Linked DNA regions of Homo sapiens: region 2 is linked to region 1. Evidence: read pairs that join two places in POLR2A ChIA-PET (ENCODE). Cell type or tissue: GM12878. All regions are shown on one strand. Links, peaks and the distances in the headings refer to the core of each region. The heading gives the core; the rest is flanking DNA.

Evidence for each region. Peaks named below come from ENCODE experiments on the same cell type or tissue, not always from the same donor. Only the 100,000 strongest peaks of a DNase experiment are listed, where the experiment ranks them.
Region 2: POLR2A ChIA-PET joins it to region 1 with 6 read pairs; 1 of 35 experiments calls an interaction of 5 or more read pairs at or near these places.

What each region holds. Positions count from the first base shown.
Region 1 is chr16:68,314,385-68,321,374 of GRCh38, reverse strand. PRMT7 (protein arginine methyltransferase 7) reads right to left here. Exons shown (of 19, transcript NM_019023.5): 3 at 5,301-5,478. The coding sequence starts at 5,395. Among named protein-coding and RNA genes, the nearest start is that of PRMT7, 6.9 kb to the right of the region's middle. In GM12878, for the core only: no CTCF peak of the experiment used is centred there; a DNase peak (open chromatin) is centred at 1,969; H3K27ac peaks cover 565 bases.
Region 2 is chr16:68,717,265-68,724,254 of GRCh38, reverse strand. It overlaps a transcript of CDH3 not described here. Among named protein-coding and RNA genes, the nearest start is that of CDH1, 17 kb to the left of the region's middle. RefSeq lists a cis regulatory region at 586 and enhancers at 514-658, 3,901-4,030. In GM12878, for the core only: no CTCF peak of the experiment used is centred there; a DNase peak (open chromatin) is centred at 3,904; H3K27ac peaks cover 1,397 bases.

The DNA.
Region 1 (6,990 bases), core at 84-5,083:
GAGTATTCACATATATAAACACATTGCTAAACAGATAGAACAAACGTGTCATCTATTTTAAACTATTTTTTGGTTGTCTTTTATCTTTATTTATTTTTTTTTTTTTGAGACAGGGTCTCACCCCATCACCCAGGCTGGAGTACAGTGGTGCAATCTCAGCTCACTGCAACCTCTGCCTCCCAAGTTCAAGTGATTCTCATGCCTCAGCCTCCCAGGTAGCTGGGATTACAGGTGCTCACCACCACGCCTGGCTAATTTTTGTATTTACATTAGAGATGGGGTTTCACTATGTTGGCCAGGCTGTTCTCGAACTCCTGACCTCAACTGATCCGCCCACCTTGGCCTCCTAAAGTGCTGGGATTACAGGTGTGAGCTACTGCGCCTGGCCTATTTTTTTGTTTATTTTTAGAAACAGGGTCTCGTTATGTCACCCAGGCTGTAGTGCAGTGGCTATGAACAGCCTCAATCATTGGGCACTGCAGCCTTGAACTCCTTAGCTCAAGAGATCCTCTTGCCTCAGCAGAACTACAATACAAGCATCCGTCGCTGCACCTGGCCACTTTATTTTAATAGAGTTTCAAGCTGTTATTCTCTAGTGCTGCAGAAAAAAGTCTCAGAGAAAGATGTTCTCAGACCTAAAAATGCTCCAGTAGTTAGCTGCTGGGAACAGGCCCCCAAATCTGGCCAAAAACAGGCCCCAAAACTGGTCATAAACAAATCTCTGCAGCACTGTGACATGCTCGTTGATGGCTATGATGCCCACACTGAAGGTCGTGGGTTTACTGGAATGAGGGCAAGGAATACCTGGCCCACCCAGGGCGGCTTTCGCTTAAGGCGTTCCTGAACCACAAACAATAGCATGAGTGATCTGTGCCTTAAGGACATGTTCCTGCTGCAAATAACTAGCCAGAGCCCATCCCTTTGTTTCCCGTTTTAATCTATAATCTATAGGAACAATGCTTATCACTGGCTTGCTGTCAATAAATATGTAGGTAAAGTTCTGTTCGTGGCTGTCAGCTCTGAAGGCTGTCAGCCCCCCAATTCCCACTCTGCACTCTATATTTCTGTGTGTGTGTCTTTAATTCCTCTAGCGCCACTGGGTTAGGGTCTCCACGACCGAGCTGGTCTCGGCAGTTAGCCCTGTCACAGTAATTCCACAGCCACTAGCATCTTGATCTTGCTATACACTACACATTTTCCTCCTCAGGAAAAACTCAGACTCAATCTGCCTAATACTTGACCTAACCTGGCCTACATCTCTGCCTGGAGATAACCACTGATGCGGTATTAGGGAGAGCAGCCGGGGAAAGAGAAGCACTCACATACACCCACTGTATATGTGACAGGTACCCCACTGGGCACGTTCACTTAACATCATCAGGGAAAACTAAAGAGTTCACCAATACCGTAGTAAAGGGAGGAGAATCACTTCTCCATATTTCCTACTGCAGTAATTCACACACTGAAAACCCTCAGGCGGGGTCGGGATGAGCACCCAGAACTAGGCAGGCCCTGCCACGCTTTCTGGGAATTCAAGGGGACAGCTAAGGAGCTCACATTAAAACAGAGGCCCTCCAGCCTTGGGTCAACACTAGAATCACTAGAAAGCTTACCTGAAATGCAGAGTCCCAGAACACACACACACACACACACACACACACACTCTCACTCTTATTGAGAAGGCTGGGCTAATGTGCTCCAGGCAATTGTGCCACAGGTGGTCCACATTCCACACTTTGAAGAGCGGTGCACTGAAAGAAGGGGGTTCTTTTTTTTTTTTTTTTAATGGCACATCAAGGTTTTATATCTGAAGCCAGCTATGGATGCTTAGCTGAAATGTAGTCCTTTCTACCTCTGCTCACTATTTAAAAGGCATCTCACTCACCACCTTCCTGGCCTCTTCACACTTACTGCCCACCACTCCACTGACATCACTCTCGGTAACCACCACCAGCTCACTCCTGCAGCTGATGTCAGTCATCAGTATCTGGGACTTCCCAGTGCCTCTGACCTTGCTAGACACACTCCCTCTTTCTTCCTTTCCATGCTGGCTATCTCCCTTGCCCTTCTTTGCCTCCTCAGCTATTCCGGGATTCCTTCTTCAGCCCTCTACCTTTCACATTCCACACCCCCTTGAGAGACTGCAACCTCTCCCAGTTTCAGTTCCAACAACTACAAATTCTGTCTCCAGACCCAAAATTCTATCTGCCATTGGCATCTCTATGTGGATGTCCAAACCTAAACGCCTAATCTCCATCGTGTTCCCCTCCCCACACCACCCATTCCTCCCTTGCAGGCCCCATCCACTTTGTCATTCTAACCAGAAGTCTTGGTGCTTCTTGAATCTTCTCTCTCCCTCCATCATATCCAGTGAGTTACCAAACTCAAGTTCCCCCGAGCTGTCTCCTCTGGGACTATGCAGCTCTGGGACTACAATATCCCCAAATGCTCTCCTCTCCACACCGCTCTCAGTGAGTGTTCCAAAATGCAATCCAATCCTCTTTCTCTCCTGTTTAATATATCACTCAGAAAATAACGTCCAGGCCTGACACTGTGGCTCACACCTGTAATCCCAGCACTTTGGGAGGCAGAGGCAGGTGGATCACCTGAGGTCAGAAGTTCAAGACCAGCCTGGCCAACAGGTGAAACCAAGTCTCTACTAAAAACACAAATATTAGCCAGGTGTGGTGGCAGATGCCTGTAATCCCAGTTACCTAAGAGGCTGAGGCAAGAGAATCCCTTGAACCTGGGAGGCAGAGATTGCAGTGAGCCGAGACTGCGCCACTGCACTCCAGCCAAGGCAACAGAGTAAGACTCCATCTGAACAATAAAACAAGAAAATAATGTCCAAAATGTTTAGAAATATTTTAAGACCTGGGCAGGTGCAGTGGCTCACGCCTGTAATCCCAGCTCTTTGGGAGGCCGAGGCGGGCGGATCACAAGGTCAGGAGATCAAGATCATCCTGGCTAACACGGTGAAACCCCGTCTCTATTAAAAATACAAAAAATTAGCCGGGCGTGGCAGCGGGCACCTGTAGTCCCAGCTACTCAAGAGGCTGAGGCGGGAGAATGGCGTGAACCCAGGAGGCGGAGCTTGCAGTGAGCAGAGATCGTGCCACTGCACTTTAGCCTGGGAAACAGAGCGAGACTCTGTCTCAAAAAAAAAAAAAGAAAAAAAAGTAAATATTTTAAGCCCTAATTCTGCACCAGATACTGTATTACATTTAATCATCAAACAATTCTAAGATAATTGTATTATACTGTGAGATAATGTATTACTATATTGAAGTATATATTATTTTATATTAAGGCTCAGAGAAGTAACTTGGCCAAGAGAGTAAAGAAGTGGCAAAGCTTGGACTTAAACTCATGTTCCTCTTCCTGCATTTTGCTACCACCCTTTACAAAATGACCCCGCGTATGCTTTCGGCAGCCTCTCTTACCATAGTACTTTTGTACCACACTCCAGCTGCACTAAACTGCTAGCTGCTCCCCAGAATAGCCCATCTGTGTGTGTGTGGTTTTTTTTCTTTTTTTTTTTTTGAGACAGAGTTTAGCTCTTGTTGCCCAGGCTGGAATGCAATGGCACGATCTCGGCTCATGGCAACCTCCGCCTCCCAGGTTCAAGTGATTCTCCTGCCTCAGCCTCCCGAGCAGCTGGGATTACAGGCATGCATGCGCCACCACACCTGGCTAATTTTGTATTTTTAGTAGAGACAGGGTTTCTCCATGTTGGTCAGGCTGGTCTCGAACTCCCGACCTCAGGTGATCCGCCCGCCTTGGTCTCCCAAAGTGCTGGGATTACAGGCATGAGCCACTGTGCCCAGCCTGTTTTTGGTCTTTGTTTGTTTGTGAGACAGTGTTTTACTATGTTGAACTCGTGGGCATAAGCAATCCTCCTGCCTTGGCCTCCCAAGTAGCTGGGACTACAGGTGTAGGCCACTGCACCCAGCCACAATCTGGCTCATCTGAAAGCTTACCTGTAATCCCTGCTGCTCAAACTTCACCTTCTCTTCCTTTAGAACTGAGAAATTATTCAAACATTACCTCCCACCCCAAGTTCAGCTGGTTCTTGCTGCTTCCATGACCTCTTGTGCCTTTATCTCACTGTGCTGTAATTTTTTTTTTTTTTTTTTTGAGACAGAGTCTCACTCTGTTACCCAGGCTGGAGTGCAGTGGCACAACCTTGGCTCACTGCAACCTCCACCTCCCGAGTTCAAGTGATTTTCCTGCCTCAGCCTCCCGAGTACCTGGGATTACAGGCGCCCACCACCACTCCCAGCTAATTTTTTTTTATAGAGACGGGGTTTCACCGTGTTGGCCAGGCTGGTCTCGAACTCCTGACCCTCAAGTGATCAGCCGCCACCACCCCCTCCACCGCCCGCCCGCCCGCCCTTTGCCTCCCAAAGTGCTGGGATTACGGGCATGAGCCACCGTGCCTGGCTTTTGTGCTGTAATTTTGTATGTGCCTGTCTCTTCCACAAAACTGCATGGTCCTTGAAGATGAGAACAGGATCTTCTTCATCTGGTATCCACAGCCTTAGCACAATGCTGGCACACTGAATGCACTTAATGATTGCTACATAACAACTCACATACTTTTTTTTTGAGACAGAGTTTCGCTCTTGTTGCCCAGGCTGGAGTGCAATGGCTCGATCTCGGCTCAACACAACCTCTGCCTCCCAGGCTCAAGTGATTCTCCTGCCTCAGCCTCTCAAGTAAGCTGGGATTACAGGCATGAGCCACCATGCCCAGCTAATTTTGTATTTTTAGTAGAAACGGGGTTTCTCCATGTTGGTCAGGCTGGTCTCGAACTCCTGACCTCAGGTGATCTGGCCACCTCGGCCTCCCAAAGTGCTAGGATTAGAGGCGTGAGCCACTGCGCCTGGCCAACAACTCACATACTTTTAAATATTTCTTCTAAGGGAAAAAAAAAACCATTTTCATTTTTTTCATTCAAAAGAATTTAACCATATGATGAACATGTCACCATTTCAGTAAGGCAAGTAAATGATTCAACTTCATCAACACTACTGAGGCTTGGGTTTTCTTTGCTCCGTTAAACAGATGCTGAGGCTCTGCTAAGGCTGCTACATAATGTCTGACTCTCCAAACAGGCATGATTTTGCCTAACTGCTACATATACCTACCTGGCTGAGCAGACCTGCTCAGGACCAACACCAGCCCTCATCATAAGCACTGGGTGACAGCCTAGCCCACGCTCAGACTGGAGCCCAAGGCATCTGCTTTGAGATCAAGTGCCCCACCCAGCTGCAGCCTGCTGTAAACCAACCCAGTACCTTGCAATCTCCTGGTGGTAATCATAGTGTTCATCCTCCTCCAGCCACTCCACAGACCCCGTGGTCGGATTGGCCCGACTGCAGAAGATCTTCATGGTGCCCACTAGCTCCCCAGTTTTAGCACAGAAAAGCAGCCTTGCCAGTTGAGTTCTTGTGGACAAGTCTGACTGTCAGAAATCTATTAACATCAGAAGGAAACAGGAGGTATATAAACAAACGAACAGAAAAAAAATCTATTAACAGCACAATGCCCCAAAATGTGGAGGGGGGAAGGGGAGACAAAAGCGGGGAAAAAAATCAAGAAACTGACAAAAATGTCAAAGCCACTGATAGTATTTGTTAATCGATATTGTAAATGTTTCCAGCAGGAGTTACTTGGTTTTATATTCAGCATATAACATTAAAAAACTACAACAGATTCATACAGATGTCTGGAAACTTCAGCAGGCTTCGGTGCTTCCAAAAGGTTCAAATGAGCCTCACAAGTTCATCTAGGTGCAGCCCTCAAGGCTAGGAGAAGAGATGGGGTACTGTTAAAGAAGTGCCACCAATACTGCCTTCGTATGCTGAACCCTTAGCTTAAGGAAAAATATGAAGATAGAGCAAGTCAAACCAGGAAAACTTTCATCTAAACAATAAATTACAGTCACACATAAACCTAAAAATGGATAATCCCAGGAATATAATGATGAGCAAAAACAGCAAATCACACAACACATGCAATACGATTCCATTTCTATGAAATTTATAGCTATGCAAAATGGAGTGATACGTTCTTCAGGGATCACACTAAAAAGCATAGCAAGGAATCAGGATAGTTAACTCCTAAAAGAGAAGGGAAAGAGATGGGATCAAGGAGGGGTACGCAGTGGACTTCAAAAGTATTGTTCTTTTTCTTAAATTGGGTGGTGGGAACATAAATGTTCACGATATTAGCATTCTTTTTCTTTTTTTTTTTTTTTAAAAGATGGGGTCTCGTTATGTTGCCCAGGCTGGACTCAAACTCCTGGGCTCAAGCATTCTTCCTGCCTCAGCCTCTCCAGTAGTTGGGACTACAAGTGAGTGCCCCACACCCAGCTAATACTAGCATTCCTTATGCTTCATTATTTTTTATAGTGATTACTTCTTATCTATTCAAATTTTAATTTTAAAAGCAATTTTTAAAAACCCTCCATCATCTAAAAAAATTTTGCTTCAAACAAGTAAAATGTCACCAGATTCACGTCTTGTATGGCCTGTCTCCCCAAAGAGATCTATTTCTGGGAGGGAGAGAAACACCACCGCTCAAAGTCTAAAGGCACTCCTCAGCAGGTGTGGGCTCTCCCAATACCCATCCCTCTTACCATGCAGAAAGCAATAGGTGTTCTACACTGCCCTTCCTTTCTTGTTAAACATTGGTGCATCTTCAGGAAAACTTAGAAAGAATGCCTACTCCACATATCCCTAAACATTCCTATGGCATTTTATTGGCCAGAGTTTTTTTTCTTTTGAAGTTATCTAGAGTAAGTAAACATGGAATTCTTACACAAATAGATGAGAAACAGGCTGGGCACGGTGGCTCACACCTGTAATCCCAGCACTTTGGGAGGCCAAGGCAGGCGGATCACCTGAGGTCAGGAGTTCAAGACCAGCCTTGCCAACATGGCGAAACCCTCGTCTCTACTAAAAATACAAAAATTAGCCAGACATG
Region 2 (6,990 bases), core at 981-5,980, 400 kb before region 1:
TTATTTTTATTTACTTTTTTGAGACAGAGTCTTGCTCTGTCGCCCAGGCTGGAGTGCAGTGGCGCAGTCTTGGCTCACTGCAACCTCCACCTCCTAGGTTCAAGCGATTCTCCTGCCTCAGCCTCCCAAGTAGCTGGGATTACGGTGTGCGCCACCACACCCGGCTAATTTTTTTTTTTTTTTTTTGAGACGGAGTCTCGCTCTGTCGCCCAGGCTGGAGTGCAGTGGCCCGATCTCGGCTCACTGCAAGCTCCGCCTCCCGGGTTCACGCCATTCTCCTGCCTCAGCCTCCCAAGTAGCTGGGACTACAGGCACCCGCCACTATGCCCGGCTAATTTTTTGTATTTTTAGTAGAGACGGGGTTTCACCGTTTTAGCCGGGATGGTCTCGATCTCCTGACCTTGTGATCCACCCACCTCGGCCTCCCAAAGTGCTGGGATTACAGGCGTGAGCCACCGCGCCCGGCCTCACACCCGGCTAATTTTTGTATTTTCAGTAGAGACAGGGTTTTGCTATGTTGGCCAGGCTGGTCTCAAACTCAAGTGATCCACCCACCTTGGCCTCCCAAAGTGCTGAGATTACAGGCGTGAGCCACCGTGTCTGGCCTCATTTATTTACGAAATCCCAGGAGGAGGCCAGAACATAGTGTAAGGAATTGACGAGTCTTATGACTTGAAGCAAAATTTATTTCCTTCTCTAACTCTCAATTTATCTTCTGTAAAATGACTCAGTTAGCTAGAAGGAGGCTTGAGATCTCTTCTGCCTCTAAGAACCATGATATTGAGCTTCTTGAGATTGAAAACTGGCACTGCACAGGATCCCATTTTTTCCTTTTGGGGACCAGGAGTTCTCAAGCAAGGGGTGTTTACGGAATCATGATGCTGTTTATTGCTTTTCAGTATTTAGACTCAACCTCCAGACAAAGTACAGAAGATTTAATTATAGCTATAGAACAAAATGTAAATGTTATGAATAATATATAACTATTAAAAATTGGGAATTGCTTGAGAGGGAAGCCAGGAAGCTTGAGAAGGACATTAAATTCCTCATCTTCTAACAAGTACTTCTCTGGAGAAGGAGAATTGGGCTGAGTGGTGAGTTCATAATTATTCGCTATATTATTATACTTTATAATTTATATATGTGATACATTTATTCTCTTTATATGTCAAATATTATCTCTAAAAGATAAAAAAAAAAAAAAGTAATAGAGGCAGCGGATCACCTGAGGTCAGGATTTCAAAGCCAGCTGGGCCAACGTGGTGAAACCGTGTCTCTACTAAAAATACAAAAATTAGCCGGGCCTGGTGGTGGGTGCCTGTAATCCCAGCTACTCAGGGAGCTGAGGCAGGAGAATCCCTGGAACCTGGGAGGCAGAGATTGCAGTGAGCCGAGATCACGCCATTCCATTCCACTCCAGCCTGAGCAACAAGAGCGAAACCCGTCTCAAAAAATAAATAAATAAATAAATCTGTGTTGAAGGTCCCACTCCCTCCACTGTCCACAAAGATGACCCAACAAACCCGGTGCTACCAACTGCCCCTATTTGTCTGGGATCCTGGGTCTCTGGGGGTGTAAGACTTTCAGTGCTAAAACCATGAAAATCCCAGGTAAACTGGGAGAAGTTTGTTCCCTTACCAGAGTCAGTGAGGACTGATTGGATGGCTTGTCCACCCCACGTGCTCATGTACTCATGTATTTGTGGAAGGGCTGTGTCTTGGTCTTGCCAGGTGTTGTAGGTGGGAAAGGTGGAACTGGCCAGGCTGGATCCAGACTGTAGCCGGTGGCAAGAGCTTCCTGCCAGGGTGGAGACCTGCAGAGCAATAAAACCTGGGCAAAGGACAAGGGTTCCAATGAGGCCTAGAAAATTCCAGAGTCCAGATACAGGACGAGGCATCTATAATTCTCCAGAGTAACTGTCCAACTTTTCAGGCCACATTAACTCACTCACTCACTCGTTCATTCATTCATTCATTCATTCAATAAACACTCACTGGCACCTAGCATGCACAAATGCTTGGCTGGTGACAGGGGCCCCTCCCTATCCTGAAGAAGCTTTTGATCTGATGGAATAAACAGACAAGGGAGCCAGGGATTTACAACCCAAGGATTTACAACCCAGAGCAATAAGCAAGGATAATCCTTTTGTTGTTGTTGATGTTGTTGTTGTTGGTAGTCTTGCTTATCACCCAGGTTGGAGTGCAGTAGTGCCATCTCGGCTCACTGCAACTTCTGCCTCCCAGGTTCAAGCAATTCTCCTGCCTCAGTCTCCTGAGTAGCTGGAGTTACAGGCACCCGCCACACACCCAGCTAACTTTTGTATTTTTAGTAGAGATAGGGTTTCACCATGTTGGCCAGGCTGGTCTCGAACTCCTGACGTCAAGTGATCTGCCCGCCTCAGCCTCCCAAAGTGCTAGAATTACAGGCGTGAGCCACCACGCCTGGCCAACAAGGATGATCTTAACAATTATGTATTATTATTTTGTTTTGAGACGGAGTTTCAGAAATATGATGGGGAGCAAAGTGACATTTAAGCTGAGTTAACCAGTGTTTCTGGCAGAAGTCACCACCTGGGCAAAGGCCCAGAAGGGAGAAGAGCTTAGTCTAGCCAAGAAGGGAGAGGCAGGAGGTTAGACCCAAGAGCAGGGAAGGGGCTGGGCATAGTGGCTCACACCTGTAATCCCTAACTGCTGAGTACCCGCAGTTAAAAGACTGAACTGTGGCCGGGTGCGGTGGCTCATGCCTTTAATCCCAGCACTTTGGGAGGCCAAGGCGGGTTGATCATCTGAGGTTAGGAGTTCGAGACCAGCCTGGCCAATATGGTGAAACCCCGTCTCTACTAAAAATACAAAAATTAGCCAGACCTGGTGGCAGACACCTGTAATCTCAGCAACTCGGGAGGCTGAGGCAGGAGAATTGCTGGAAACTGGGAGGCAGAGGTTGCAGTGAGCCGAGATCGTGCTACTGCACTCCAGCCCAGGCCGACAACAGCGAGACTCCATCTCAAAAAAAAAAAAAAAAAAAAGACTAAACTGCATAAAGGGTAAGGTCCAGGAACACTGAGATGCTGAGAGGATGTCACACAGCTTGTCTCCAGGAATGTCACATGATTTAGTATGATGATTAGGAGCATGGGCCCTGAAATGAGAGGGCTGGATCAAATACTGGGGATACTGGGCTATGTTGACCTTGACAATTTATGAAACCTCTGCGCACCTAGGTTCTTGTCAATTAGTAAAATAGAGGTAGTGCTAGTTCCTACCATCTAGGAGTGGTATAAGGATGAAATGAACTAATACCTGCAAAGTGCTTAATACATCTAAATGCTCAATAAAGGCCTGACATGGTGGCTCATGCCTGTAATCCCAGCACTTTGGGAGGCCGAGGAGGGTGGATCACTTGAGGTCAAGAGTTCGAGACCAGCCTGGCTAACATGGTAAAACCCATCTCTACTAATAATACAAAAATTAGTCGGCGTGGTGGCAGGCTCCTGTAATCCCAGCTACTCGGGCTTGGGAGGCTGAGGCAGGAGAATCGCTTGAGCCTGGGAGGCAGATGTTGCAGTGAACTGAGATCGTGCCACTGCATTCCGGCCTGGGCAACAGAGCGAGACTCCATCTCAAAAAAAAAAAAAAAGACTTAATAAAGAACATTTAAAACACTATTGTCTTGCCCTACCCTTCTGATGTGAAAAAACACATGTATGGGTAGCCTGGCAGTGACTCAGTGCTCAATAGATGTCTGTGCCTTGTTAGAGATGTTTAGAGCTCTCTCTTCCCTTTCTGGGCTAAGAAACTATGTTTCTGGGAGGCAAAGGTACTTGCCCAAGGTCACCAGCAAGTCCCAGACACAGCTGTCAGGCTGGGCTTGACAAACTTTAGATTTTAAGAGGTTCTGCAAAGATCTGATTCAGGGTATGCATGGGGAATTCCCTTGCTACCCAGAATTTCACAGATCTCACGCTCTCTTTCTTTCTCTTTTTTTTTTTTAGCCTCCCCTCATGTTAAAAAAAATTAGTTTGCATATGGTAAAATTCACACTTTTTGGGATTCAGTTCTGTGAGGTTTTTTGTTTTGGTTTGGTTTGGAGTTTTTTCTTGAGACAGGGTTTCACTCTGGCACCCAAGCTGGTATGCAGTGGTGTGATCATGGCTTACTGCAGCCTCGACCTCCTGGGCTCAAGAGATCCTCCCACCTCAGCCTCCCAAGTAGCTGGGACCACAGGTGGGCATGCCACCATGCCTGGCTAATTTTGTTCATTTTTTGTAGAGAAGAGGTTTCACTATGTTGCCCAGGCTGGTCTTGAACTCCTAGGCTCAAGGGATCCTCCCTCCTCAGCCTCCCAAAGTGTTGGGATTACATGCATGAGCCACTGCATCTGGCCAAGTTCTGTGAGTTTTGACAGACACAAGCAGTTGTATATCCACCACTATAATCAAGATGTAGTACAGTTCCATCTCTGGGTGTGGTGGCTCACGCCTGCAATCCCAGCACTTTGGGAGGCCAAGATGGGCGGATCACGAGGTCAGGAGTTTGAGATCAGCCTGGCCAATATGGTGAAACCCCGTCTCTAATAAAAATACAAAAATTAGCTGGTGTGTGCCTGAGGTCCCAGCTACTTGGGAGGCTGAGGCAGGAGAATTTTGCTTGAACCCGGGAGGCAGAGGTTGCAGTGAGCCAAGATGGCGCCACTGCACTCCAGCCTGGGTGACAGAGCGAGACTCCCTCTCAAAAAAAAAAAAAAAAAAAAAAAGAACAGTTCCATCATGCCAAAAAATCCCCCTGTGCCCTTGTAGATGACCACACCCCTCATTCCTGGTCCCCGACAACCACTGGGCCCTTTTCTGTCCCCAGAGTTTTGCTTTTTCTAGATTGTCATATAAATGGAATCATACAGTATGTGGCCTGTTGTATATGTTTCTTTCACTTAGCAAAATGCTTTTGAGCATATTGTTGTGTATGTCTGTAGTTCATAGTTCGTTTTTTATCTTTTTTTTTTTTCTTTTTTTTTGAGACGGAGTCTCACTCTTTTTTGCCCAGGCTGGAGTGCAATGGCACAATCTCCACTCACTGCAACCTCCACCTCCTGGGTTCAAGCAATTCTCCCTGTCTCAGCCTCCCAAGTAGCTGGGATTACAGGCGTGCACCACCACGCCCAGCTAATTTTGTATTTTTAGTAGAGACGGGGTTTCACCATGTTGGCTAGGCTGGTCTTGAACTGCTGACCTCAGGTGATCCACCTGCCTTGGCCTCCCAAAGTGCTGGGATTACAGGCGTGAGGGAGCCACCGCGCCCGGCCCCGTTTTTTTTCTTAATAGTCTTCCATTATTGTATAGCTACACCACAATTAATTGTTGTATCCATTTACCAGTTAATGAGCACTTGGGCTATTTCCTCTTTGGGGCTATTATAAATAAAGCTTCTAGGAACATGTATGCGTCTTTGTGTGGACATATGTTTTCATTCTTCTTGGGTAAATACCTAGGAGCAGAGTTACTAAATCATATGGTTAGCATATGTTTATGCTTTCTAAGAGATTGCCAAACTGTTTTCCTTTTTTATTTTTATTTTTTTGAGACAGAGTCTCATTCTGTTGCCCAGGATGGAGTGCAGTGGAGCAATCTCGGCTCACTGCAACCTCCACCTCCCGGGTTCAAGCGATTTTGTTGTCTCAGCCTCCCGAGTAGCTGGGGTTACAGGCATGCGCCACCACACCTGGCTAATTTTTTTGTATTTTTAGTAGAGATGGGTTTTTGACATCTTGGCCAGGCTGGTTTTGAACTCCTGACCTCAGATGATCCACCCGCCTCGGCCTCCCAAAGTGCTGGGATTATAGGCATGAGCCACCACACCCAGCCAGCCAAACTGTTTTTCAAAGTGGCTGTCTTAGTCTGTTTTACGTTGCTATAACAGAATTCCTGACACTGGGTAATTTAACACACAAAAAAAGTTTAGCCAGTTCGGTGGCTCACACCTGTAATCCCAGCACTTTGGGAGGCTGAGGTGGGAGGATCACTTGAGCTCAGAAGTTTGAGATCAGCCTGGGCAACATGGCAAAATCTATCTCTAGAAAAAATACAAAAACTAGCCAGAGTGGCACGTGCCTGTAGTCCTAGCTACCCAGGAGGCTGAGGTAGGAGGATCACTTGAACCTGGGGGCAGAGATTGCAGTGAGCCATGATTGTGCCACTGCACTCCAGTCTGGGCAACTCCAGCCTGGGCAACTCCAGCCTGGGCAACAGAATGAGACTCTGTCTCAAAAAGAAAAAAAGAAAAGAAAAGGAAAAAGAAAAAGTTTATTTAGCTCATGATTCTGGAGTCTGGGAAGTCCAAGACTGGGCAGCTCATATAGTGAAGGCCTGGTGCTGCTTTAACTCATGGGGAAAAGTGGAGGTGGAAGCAGGCACAATAACCCAGTCTCTGAGAAAGATATAAATCTATCTTAATGACCTAATCACATCTTTCTTTTTTTTTTTTTTCTTTAGAGGATGTCTCGCTCTTATCCCCCAGGCTGGAGTGCAATGGCGCCATCTCAACTCACTGCAACGTCTAACTCCCAGGTTCAAGCGATTCTCCTGCCTCAGCCTCCCGAGTAGCTGGGATTACAGGTGCCTGCCACCACGCCCGGCTAATTTTTGTACTTTTAGTAGAGACGGGGTTTCACCATGTTGGCCAGGCTGGTCTCGAACTCCTGACCTCAAGTGATCTGCCCGCCTCGGCCTCCCAAAGCGCTGGAATTACAAGCGTGAGCCACCGCGCTCGGCCTGACCTAATCACAACTTTAAGGCACTGCTTCCTAACACTGTTACACTGACAACTAAATTTCAACATGAGTTTGGTTGGGGACAAACACATCTAGGCCACAGCTGTGGCCATACCATTTTATAATGCCGTCAGCAATGCATGAGACTTCTAGTTGCTCCACATCCTTGTTAGCCTTTGGTATGTTGCCAGTCTTTTCAATTTTAGCCATTCTAATAGGTAGGTAGTG